Linked DNA regions of Mus musculus: region 2 is linked to region 1. The links are chromatin loops, found by intact Hi-C in ENCODE. Cell type or tissue: gastrocnemius. All regions are shown on one strand. Each heading gives the region's core, and the rest is flanking DNA. Links, peaks and the distances in the headings are about the cores only.

Region 1 (5,374 bases), core at 50-5,049:
GCACTTCAAAGTCATGGTCTCAGCGGTTAAAAGCACCCGAGGCCCTACCAGAGGTCCCAGGTCTGATTCCCAGCACCCAAGTGGCAGCTCTCAGCCATCAGCCATGGGTAACTCTAGTTCCAGGGAATTCGATGTGCTCTTCTGGCCTCCACAGGTACCAGGCAAGCACGTGTGGCAGACATAAATGTTCAAGGCTAGTTGGGAATACAGGAAACTATCCTTAGAATCCAGAGCATCTAGCTTATGAAGAAAGTTATCCACTGAGCTATCTCCTGGTCCTTGGACATGACAGTTGTGAATAGGGCAGATGATGGACAGACACTAGCTGCCTGGCAACACACCATCCTCCGAAGCACCGCCTCCTTTCTAATTTCATGTCTTCGTGGCTTTCTTTGAAGGTAGGCATCAAGAAGTTATTTCCATGCTGAAAATTCCTAAACACACACCTTTAGTCCCAGCAATCAAGAGGCAGAGGCAGGCAGATATTCGAGTTCAAGGCCAGCCAGGAGGAAACTGTCCACAAAACCAAATAAATCCTTGTGTAAAAGTTGACCAGAGCTGGGGAGATGGCTCAGTGGCTCCGAGTGCTTGCACAGCAAGCATGGGAACCGAGCTTGGAGCCCCATCACTGAGTGGAACGTGAAGCAGGGCCACTGCATGTGTCCCTGGTACCCCAACCCTGAGGTGTGTGGTAGGGGGTTAGGATGGCTGCTGGGCTTCCTGGCTGGCTGCTAGCCTTGCTGGAAAACAGCAAGCTCCAGGTTCACTGAGGCCCTGCCCTGAGATGATGAGGCAGAGTTTTAGAGCAAGATAACCAATATCTTCCTTGGTCCTTCATGTGTTCATATGGGTGTGCAGTTTCATAAACACATGTTCCCATACACACACACGAATATGCTTGGCCTGGAGAGTGACACTATTAGGAGGTGTGGTCTTGTTGGAGAAAGTGTGTCACTGTGGGGGTAGGCAGTGAGACCCTCCTCCTAACCATGTGAGAGCCAGTCTTTTCCTAGCGGCCTTCAGGTGAAGATGTTGAACTCTCAGTTCCTCCTGCACCATGCAAGCCTGGATGCTGCCATGTTCCCACCTTGATGATAATGGACTGAACCTCTGAACCTATAAGCCAGCCCCAATTAAATGTTGTCCTTATAAGACTTGCCTTGGTCATGGTGTCTGTTCACGGTGGTGAAACCCTAATACACACACACATGCCAATCGAGGGTTGAGGAAGTGCTTCAGGTTCTAGAGTGCTTGTGTAGCACACAAAGAGCCCTGGGCCCCATCCCAGTGTTTCATAGCCTGGGTGCCAAAGCCCATAATCCTAGGACCAGGCATGTGGAGCTGGGAGAATCAAAAGTTCTTTTTGTTTGTTTGTTTTGTTTTGTTTTTTTGTTTTTTTTTGGAGACAGGGTTTCTCTGTGTAGCCCTGGCTGTCCTGGAACTCACTCTGTAGACCAGACTGGCCTCGAACTCAGAAATCTGCCTGCCTCTGCCTCCCAAGTGCTAGGATTAAAGTCGTGTGCCACCACTACCAGGCTTGAATCAAAAGTTCTTAGTCATCCTCTTCTAGGGAGGCAGGGGTGAGTCAAACTGTTCCATTTTTTTCCCCAGAGAAAAGCCAACAGGAGCTGGCAGCTAGGGAGACTTTCTGAATTGTTTTCATACATGGCCTTCCTGGGTTTGACAGTGACTCCGAATGTAGGTCACATCTGTGGCATGATTTAAGAAGCATTTTAGGTCACTTTTTTTTTTTTTTTTTGGGCTGGTGTTTCATTTTGTTTTTTTGTTTTTTTGTTTTTTTGTTTTTTTTTTTTTTGAGGCATGTTTCTGTAGCCCTGGTTGTGCTGGAACTCACTCTGTAGACCAGGCTGGCTCGAACTCAGAGATCCGCCTGCCTCTGCTTCCCAAGTGCGGGAATTATAGGGAAGTTCCAGAACAGTCAGGATTCCACAGAGAGGAGATCCTGTTTCAATAAATCATTTTTTATGGCCAGTCTTGTAATTTGCTCTGATATTTAGCACAAATCAGTGAGCGAGATTTCCAATCAGATAACCACGGCTGCTCCATCTGGAACCCAAATCTGCCTTAAAAATTCTGACTTGGCTGGTATTAACTGGAAGGAAGTGAGTTACCCCACAGGCTTATTTTTGTTGTTCATTTTGGTCTTTGAGGGGGGTGGCCTGACAAACAGAAGAAACCTCAAGATTTTCAAGTGGTCAGATGGGCACATTACTGACTTCATCTATACAAACATGGGACTGTTTTCACAAGACCTCAATAGATTTTAAAAACAAAAACAAAATAAAACAAAAAACCAAAAACCCCAACTGCTATCGAGATTCAGGGAGTGAGGCTGCTGGGCTGTGGTTTTCATCGAAGTTCCCAATCTGAATACTAAGAGGGGAAGCCCTGTGAATCAATGCCTGTGTGATACAAGCCACACCAGTGGGGTGACTCTGTCCCCAAGGCAGAATGACTCGTTCATTCCCATGCCAACCGTACATCAACAATACATCCAAATAGGTACTTTGGGGACCTGCAAGATGGCCCAGCAGGCTAAGGAACTCACTGCCAAGCCTAATGACCCGAGTTCAATCCCAAGACCCACGTGGTAGAAGGGGAGAACCAATTCCCACAAGTTTTCTTCTGACCTCTACACACACCCACAAAGGACATCCATACATAAAATAAAATGTAAACTCGCAAACAAAAGACAGATACTCTGTGGCCTGGGAGATGCTTGACCAGCAGCCACAAAGTTTTCAGTTCAGTCCTTAGCACCCCATAAAACCAGACATGGCGGAGCAGGCCTGTAGTTCCAGCACTGGAGAGATAGAGGAGAACTGTGGGTTCAAGGTCCCCTCAGCCACATAATCAATAGCTACCCATGGGGGTCTTACTGCTGTTGGTTTTTGTTCTTAAAGAGATTTAGTTGTGTGGCCCCATGCCCATTTTCCATGATGCTGGAGATAGAAGTCAGGGAGCCGTGCCCACCAGGGGAGCAAGGTCAGATGAGCTGCTTTCCTATAAACAAGTGGAAATCCATGCGTATCTGGTAGTACTTTGAGTTAGTTTCCCTAACAGAGGACATCCGCCCTGAGTCTGTCTGACTGAACCAGCATCCACCACCCATCCTAGTTTGTATTCTCTTGGTGTTCCTGTAGCCCAGGGATGAAGGGCTAAAAGCGGCCTGCCACTTGAAAAGATGGCAGCGTTTCAAAGTCCTAGAGCATTCATCTCCTGCGAGTCTGGTAAGGCATTCAGAGGGAGTGCAGGGAAACCGCTGCTCCAGCTGGACCGCACCCCTGCTGAGCTGGCAGGGCACCCCAGTCGCTGTGCCCACGGGTAACCTGTGGTACAGCTAGCTCAGTTCTCCGCGCTTGAGTTTCATGGTGGTGCGGGCCAGTGTAAGTGTGTCGGAAACAGAAATGTTAAAATGATTGTGTTGCTGTGTTCAAGGGGCACTGTTTGCGAGAGCAGAGAGGAAAAGGAAAGCCTGCTACAGAAGCGGTCAGAGGGTGATTGGGTTCGATGAGAAGGGATCTGCTGGGCTAGGGAGATAGCGAAGGGGAGTTCTGAGCACTGGCTGCTCTTGCAGAGGACCTGCAGCCTATAATGCTAATACTTGGGGGCTGGGGGGCGGGGGGGGGGGGATCAGGAGCTCGAGGCAATCTTTAGCTACTTAACAAGTTCAAGGCTAGCTTGGGCAACATGAGACCTTGCCTCAAAAACATGAGATAAAATAATAACAATCTAAAAAATAAAAATAGAAAAGCACTAAGCAGGTTGGGTAGAGTACTTTCCAGCCTCTGAGAGGTCTCAGGTTTGATCCTCAGCAAGGAAAATCAGACGAAAATGACAAGAAGCCCAAAATAAGGACCTCCAAAAATCACATCAAACTACAGGCTATTTTCCCCAGTCTATTTCTGATATAACATAAAACTAGGGGCTGGTGAGATGGCTCAGTGGGTAAGAGCACCCGACTGCTCTTCCGAAGGTCCAGAGTTCAAATCCCAGCAACCACATGGTGGCTCACAACCATCCGTAACAAGATCTGACTCCCTCTTCTGGTGTGTCTGCTTCTGGTGTGTCTGAAGACAGCTACAGTGTACTTACATATAATAATAAATAAATAAATCTTTAAAAAAAAAAAAATAAAATAAAACTAGACATTCAGAATAGATGGATTCTAGATAGTGAAAACCATGATAGCCATTTCTAGAAATCTCATCTTGGAGAATCTGAAGAGAGGTTCCCTGTGGGTTCCCACAGCACCCTGCCCACCCAAACACAATAATGTGTTTGTGGAATTGACCTGGACCACAGGCAAACTGTGTGGCGTGCCTAGTCCATCTAACTGTAGTGGTTTTAAAACAGAACCAGAGGTCTACTCGGCCAAGCACTGTAATTACAATAAGGCAGAAAAATGTCAATCCCGGACATACCACACATGCCATACAGTGAACGCCATTATCTGAGCTTTAGCTCCCATCCCCCATGCTGGTTTTAGTAGTAGTAGTAGTAGTAGATCAATTAACAGCTGCTTTGATAGAACTTAACTTCCATGGAGAGGAATTCCTTTCCCTTCGTCCAGCTCCATCCATGTGTATTCTTAAATAGCATCAGCTCAGCCCTTCCAACCTATTTAGCAACAGAGTCTAGCAACAAGAGTCCTCTGCAGTTCATTAAACAGGGCCCTAAACAGGGCCATAGTCCTTCTAGCGCCTGGGAGGAACTCCCCGGACTCCGCCTCCAGCTGAAGATCAGCTGTCTCCTGCAGCATTCACCTTGGCTCTTAAATTTCTGAAGACAGAGGAGTGTCTCAGATTAGCCCTTTGACATTACAGCCACAACCAAAATGCCCCAGGCCAAGCTGTCTTGTATGTGTGTATGTGTGTGTGTGTGCATGTATGTGTGTGTAAATGAAAGTGGAGGTCAGAGGTTAGCATCAGCTATCTCCCCTGACCGCTTACTACTTGGGACTTTATTTTTACTGAGGCAGGGTCTTTTGTTGAACACAAAGCTTAATGATTTTGCTGTTCTTGTTAACCAGCTTGCCCTGGAAATCCTGTCTCTACCTCCCAAGATAGAATTACAGGAATGTGAACATGCCTGGCCTGGCTTGTCTCTCAACATTATATTATATTATATTATATTATATTATATTATATTATATTATATGTATTTACTGTGTATGTTTGTGGACATGGCACAGTGCTTATGTGAAGGTCAGAGGGTAACGTATGGGATTAGGCTCTCTGTCCATCATGTGGGTCCAGGGGCTCAGACTCAAGTCAGCGCAGGTTTGGCAGCAAGCATCTTTACCTGACAAGCCTTGTGGCCTCTGTTCATCTGTTTTTGTAGTACTAGAGAT
Region 2 (5,374 bases), core at 258-5,257, 53 kb before region 1:
TGACTGCTCTTCTGAAGGTCCTGAGTTCAATTCCCAGCAACCACATGGTGGCTCACAATCACCCGTGATCAGATCTGACACCCTCTTATGGTGCATCAGAAGACAGCTACAGTGTACTTACATAATAAATAATAAATAAATCTTTTTTTAAAAAAAGAAAGAAAAAGAAGTGTTTACTCCAAGAATAAACTAACATATTGAAAAAAAAGAGAGAGAGGATTTTACTACATAAACCAGGCTGGCCTTGAACTCAGAGGCCTGCTTGCCTCCTGAGATCTGGGGTTAAAGGTGTACCCATGTCATTAAGTCTGCCCCGTTGTTTGGCATTTGAAGTAAATTGGAAAGGTTTCCAAGTACAGGGGCACCTCACGAACAGCTGTCCTCTTTTGTTCTACGAAACAGTAGAGTCCTTTTCTGGCCACATTGTGATGTGTGATTAAAAAGTAGGTTGTGCTGGGCGTTGGTGGTGCACGCCTTTAGTCCCAGCACTTGAGAGGCAGAGGCAGGCAGATTTCTGAGTTCGAGGCCAGCCTGGTCTACAAAGTGAGTTCCAGGACAGCCAGGGCTATACAGAGAAACCCTGTCTCCAAAAACCAAAAAAAAAAAAAAAAAAAAAAAAGTAGGTTGTATGTGACAAACTGCTCACTGGCTAGAAGGGGAGCCATCCCCAGTATTTCCCAAAGCCAGTTTGTACCAGAGAAGGTCAGCCACAGCCAGTCACTGGTTGGTAGTCATGCATGGGTTCTGATCCTCTATAGCAGTGGTGCAATATCAGAGAGCCCGCACATCAGATATTTACATTACAGCTCATAACAGCAGCGAAATTATGGTTGTGGAGTAACAATTTCGCGATTAGGGTTCTCCACAACATGAGGCACTCACTGTGTTAAAGGGGTGAAGCATCAGGAAGGTTGAGAACCACTGCACTCTCTAGCTTTGAGACTCAGCGAAGCCCTAACAACAAAAGAGGCTTGATTTCTTTCCATGGCAACACCTAAGGGGACACCGCACAACCAACCCTTCAAAAATTGAGGGAGCTGGGCTACAAATTCTTCTCACCTCTCACCAATTGACTAACACTCCTTCAAGGATCTCAACAACTCACTGCAGGAAAACAAGCACTTCCACAAAAGTGCAGAAACTTCTCTCTGAGAGTTTCCAGAATCCCAAACCATGGGGTAAGGGCTGGCAAGATGGCTCGGTGGGTAAAGGCGCCTGTTGCTAAGCCTGATGCCTGAGGTCCATTCCAGGGTCTCACATAAAGAAAGGAGAGAACCAACAATACTTGTCGTCATGAACACACACACACACACACACACACACACACACACACACACACACACAGGATAACGAGGGAAAGCTTTGGACCACGGTGGATAGTATAACAGGCAGTCTCCTCCCAGCTCTAGGTTCCATTTGCAGTGCATCCTGGGACGACAGAGGGCCCATGTGACCCTCACTCAGGTAAGACCACAAGTTGGAAGCCTTGCCATCGTCCATGTGACTTTAGTGAGGTTGAAAAAGTGGTACACTGACCTTCAGCCAGACTTGACAGTCTTGGAGACAGAAAAATGCCGATCAATCAGAACTCTTTTTATGCCCATGGCCACCCTCAGGACTTCAGCCTTTTCCTGTGTCATGATGACCCTGAGTACTGTCACCAACTCCTGGTGATTGACAGAACCAACCTAAGCTGCATCTTCTCATCTGTTGTCCCATGGCACTTGTGACAGCCAGGGAAGGGGACAGCCTTGTTTGCTTTGATACAGGATATTAGGAATAAAAGCAAGCTAGGGGCCTTGTGGCACATGCTTTTAATCCCAGAACTCAAGAAGCAGAAGTAGGGGATCTCTGTGAGTTCAAGGCCAGCCTGGTGTACTAAGTGAATTTCAGGACCGCTAGGGCTACATAGTGAGATCCTGTCTCAAAGCACAAACCATTCTCTGCTCTTGCAGAGGACCCAAGTTCCCAGAATCCCACATAGTAGCTCATAGTTATCCTTAACTCCAATTCCAGGGGGTTCAATGCTCTTTCTGGCTTCCATGACCACACATGTAGGCAAAGCACTCATACACATACAATGAAAAGAAATAATTTTAAAAAATTATAAAGATCCAGCTGGGTGGTGGCAGAGGCAGGGGGATGTCTGTGTTTGAGGTCAGCCTGGTCTACAGAGCTAATGTCAGGACAGTCTGAACAGTTATAGTTTCAGGAGTAGGCAGAAAAGCCCTGTCATGAAAAACCAAACAAATCCAGAAAATTATAAAAACCCTATCTTTTATTACCAAAAGTTTGAGGCTTGGGGCAATTGGTAAAGACCACCTTAGGAAGCCCAGTGGTCAGAGCGAGCACTGGCTTCTCAACATCGTCGCTCTGCATGGGTCGGTTTGTCAGGAAGGCCTGGGCTGGGGTTTACATTGCAAGAAGAGGCAGCTCACACTGCCCCTCATCGCCCTGCCTGGGGTAGGGCTCCATGGAGCATCGGCTCAGGCTGCTCAGACCCTGCAGTGCTTGGCAGTCTGTCCCTGGAACTGGCAGATGGGCCTGACTTCCCTGCAAGGGAGGCCGTTGGGGAATCCAGCAGGGTCTCTGGATTCTGGCACTCCTCAAATTCCTTGTGCCAAGAGAAAGGTAAACTCAGAAGTGTAATAGTGGGGGTCAGTTAGCCTTTCTCCACCCTGCATTCGTTTTCTTGGGATGACCACAACAACAACAACAACAACAACAACAACAACAACAAGGGGTCGTTGAAAATAACTTGTTTACAGGATGTTTTTCTTATCTGTCTGTTTTGTTCTATTTAAATAGGACCTCACACCAGAGCTCTAGCTGGCCTGGAGCTCCTTATGTATCCCAGACTGGCCTCAAATTCACAGCAATCCTCCAGCCTCAGTCTCCTGAGTGCTGGGATCACAGACATGCACACTATAGCCAACATTAAACTTAGAGTTTGTGTAGTTTATAAAGTAACACATTCCTGCCCATCCCAACTGCCGAGTCTGTCTGTCTGTCTGCTGTCTGTCTGATGCGGCCAGGAAAGAGAGCAGGACATACAGGCCACCAGATACTAATCATGTGATAGGATGTTAGTAACATAGCACAGTATTACCTGTTTTCTAGGCACTTCTACCTCAAAAGATACAAACCCACAGATGATCCCAGGATACCCTAACCAATAAAGCGAAAGCTCTCTAGATCTGCTGACACTTAGGGGCTGGCCAGAATGACTCTAGGCCAGCCTCCGGCCAGCAAGCAACTGCGAACATATTTGATTGATTTGACTACTTATTTTTAATTTCGCGGCAGACCCCCCTGACTGCCTAGGCTGGCCCCCAGCTCCTTGTGTAGCTGAAGATGACCTTGAACAGCAGGGCTTGCCTGACTGCAGGCAGGCTGCGACGGCAGCTTGTGCTTCATGCAACTCAGAGCAATCCGGGCTGCTAGGCAAGCAAACCCTTTAAGGACTCAACTGCCTATCCAGCCCCAAAATGTTCACTACAGGTACCCTACAAACCAGGCCTAGAATGGACCACTCCTACAATCCCAGCATTTGGGGCGCGGCGGCGCGCGCGGGGGGAGGGGGGCACTAAGATCATGAGACTCCGTCTCAACAAACAACAAGCCAAAAGAAAAGAGCTAGCTAGTGCACTGGCTTTATTCAACAGCTAGTAATTTGAACTGATAATTGGAAACTAGGGCTGGAATTTGGCTCAGGGCCTGCTTCGCATGCACAAGGGTTAGATCAGTCTCTGCATTAATAAGTAAACAGATAAACAGAACCCAATGTCCAATCTGGTTCAAAAAGAATAATGTGGGCTAGGTGTGGTGTAACACACCTTTAATCCCAGCACTCAGGAAGCAGAAGCAAGAGGATCTCGGTGAGTTTGAGGCTAGCCTGGTCTACAAAGTGAGTTCCAGGCTAGCCAAGGATACACAGTGAGACCATGTCTCAGAATAACAACATAATAATGATGATGAAAAAAAATTAATGAAAAGAAATGAAAGCTTCATAGCTTTATATAATGTTTTAAAGACGTCAAAACTATATTTTAAGATTTATTTTTAATTGTGTGTGTGAGGGGGAGAGCAAGTGAGTGCAGCTGTCTGTGGAAGCCAGAAGAGAGTCGGATGCCCTGGAGGTGGAATTGTAGGTGGTTGTGAGCCTCCTGATGTGGGTGGTGAGTCCTCTGCAAGAGCAGCAAGTGTCCTTAAGCTTTCTCTTCAGCTTCTAAAGCACACCCAATGCACACTCAACCGGGATCAAACCTACTAACACACACACACACACACACACACACACACACACACACACACACACACACAAGCTGTACCACAAGCTAGCGGTGTGGTGCATGCCTTTAATCCCAGCACTCAGGAGCCAGAGACAGGCGGATCTCTGCCAGCCTGGTCTACAGAGCGAGGTCAGCCAGAGCTGCACAGAGAAACCCTGGGTGGGGGTGGGGGTGGGGAGCTGTACCTCAATGCTAGTCCACCGGCATGAACAATATTTATAGCCTAATTGAATTATTAAGGAATATCATCCTTTGTCCGAGTCAGAGGTTGGAGAGGCAAGCTTGCCTCTGAGGACCGGCTCTGTGAAGCCAGCAGAGGGGGGAGGGGCAGGAACAAGGGAGAAGAAGCCAGTCTTTGTCCTGTCATGTGGTGGTGTAAGTGGCATTGTTGAACTTTTCCAGCAAAGGGTTGCATCTAGAATACATTTTCAACTTCAAAACTAAGAGACAATTTCTATTCAGTCAGAGTGCTGGGAGCTGGTGTTGGGAACGGCTAGGCCAAGGGCTTGCCAAACAATGCAGTCTGTCTGGGATAAATTATGAGGCAGTGAAAACACAAAACAGAAAAAACTTCAAAATAAGTTAACCAAAGAAATATGCCTGAACTATTCCAGCAATTTCCTCAAGTTGTTTTTTTTTTTTTTTTCTTTCCAGTCTTACAGAGTTCCAGTCCCAGGACTGCGGGTTACTCTGGTGCACAGTCATTGAAATAGGAGAAAGCAAAACAAAAAAACCCAAAACAGAAAGACAGCAAATGAGACCAGGATCTCCATCCGGAGGCCATTCACTTGCTAAACAGGGCTATAAAAGGCTTTCTGTTGCCCCGTACCCCAGTTACCCAAAGTAGAATTCAAAATCTCTGTTAACTCAAGCAGAAAGGCAGCTTCTGCGAGCTGCACAGGCTGTGCAGTCTCCTGTCCAGAGAGGAGACCGGAAACAGTCCTGGTGTGAGCTCACACTCGCCGTGGTAATGAGTCACGGTCCCTAGGACGAGACCGTGCTCCCCCCCACCCCCTGGCTTCTACACTGCCATTGCAGCAGTCAGGAGTGTTTTCATCATGGGGTGTTTGAAACTGATATCT

Evidence for each region. Peaks named below come from ENCODE experiments on the same cell type or tissue, not always from the same donor. Only the 100,000 strongest peaks of a DNase experiment are listed, where the experiment ranks them.
Region 2: it touches region 1 in a loop (1.8-fold over the local background); 3 of 42 quality-filtered maps call a loop at or near these places.

The regions. Positions count from the first base shown.
Region 1 is chr2:31,116,758-31,122,131 of GRCm38, forward strand. The region is part of intron 1 of Fnbp1 (formin binding protein 1); the gene reads right to left. Among named protein-coding and RNA genes, the nearest start is that of Fnbp1, 23 kb to the right of the region's middle. In gastrocnemius, for the core only: no CTCF peak of the experiment used is centred there; DNase peaks (open chromatin) are centred at 3,004 and 3,300; H3K27ac peaks cover 3,068 bases.
Region 2 is chr2:31,063,710-31,069,083 of GRCm38, forward strand. All of the region lies in intron 6 of Fnbp1 (formin binding protein 1), which reads right to left. Among named protein-coding and RNA genes, the nearest start is that of Gm39786, 70 kb to the left of the region's middle. In gastrocnemius, for the core only: no CTCF peak of the experiment used is centred there; DNase peaks (open chromatin) are centred at 2,524, 3,387, 3,663, 4,366 and 1 more place; H3K4me3 peaks cover 270 bases; H3K27ac peaks cover 1,200 bases.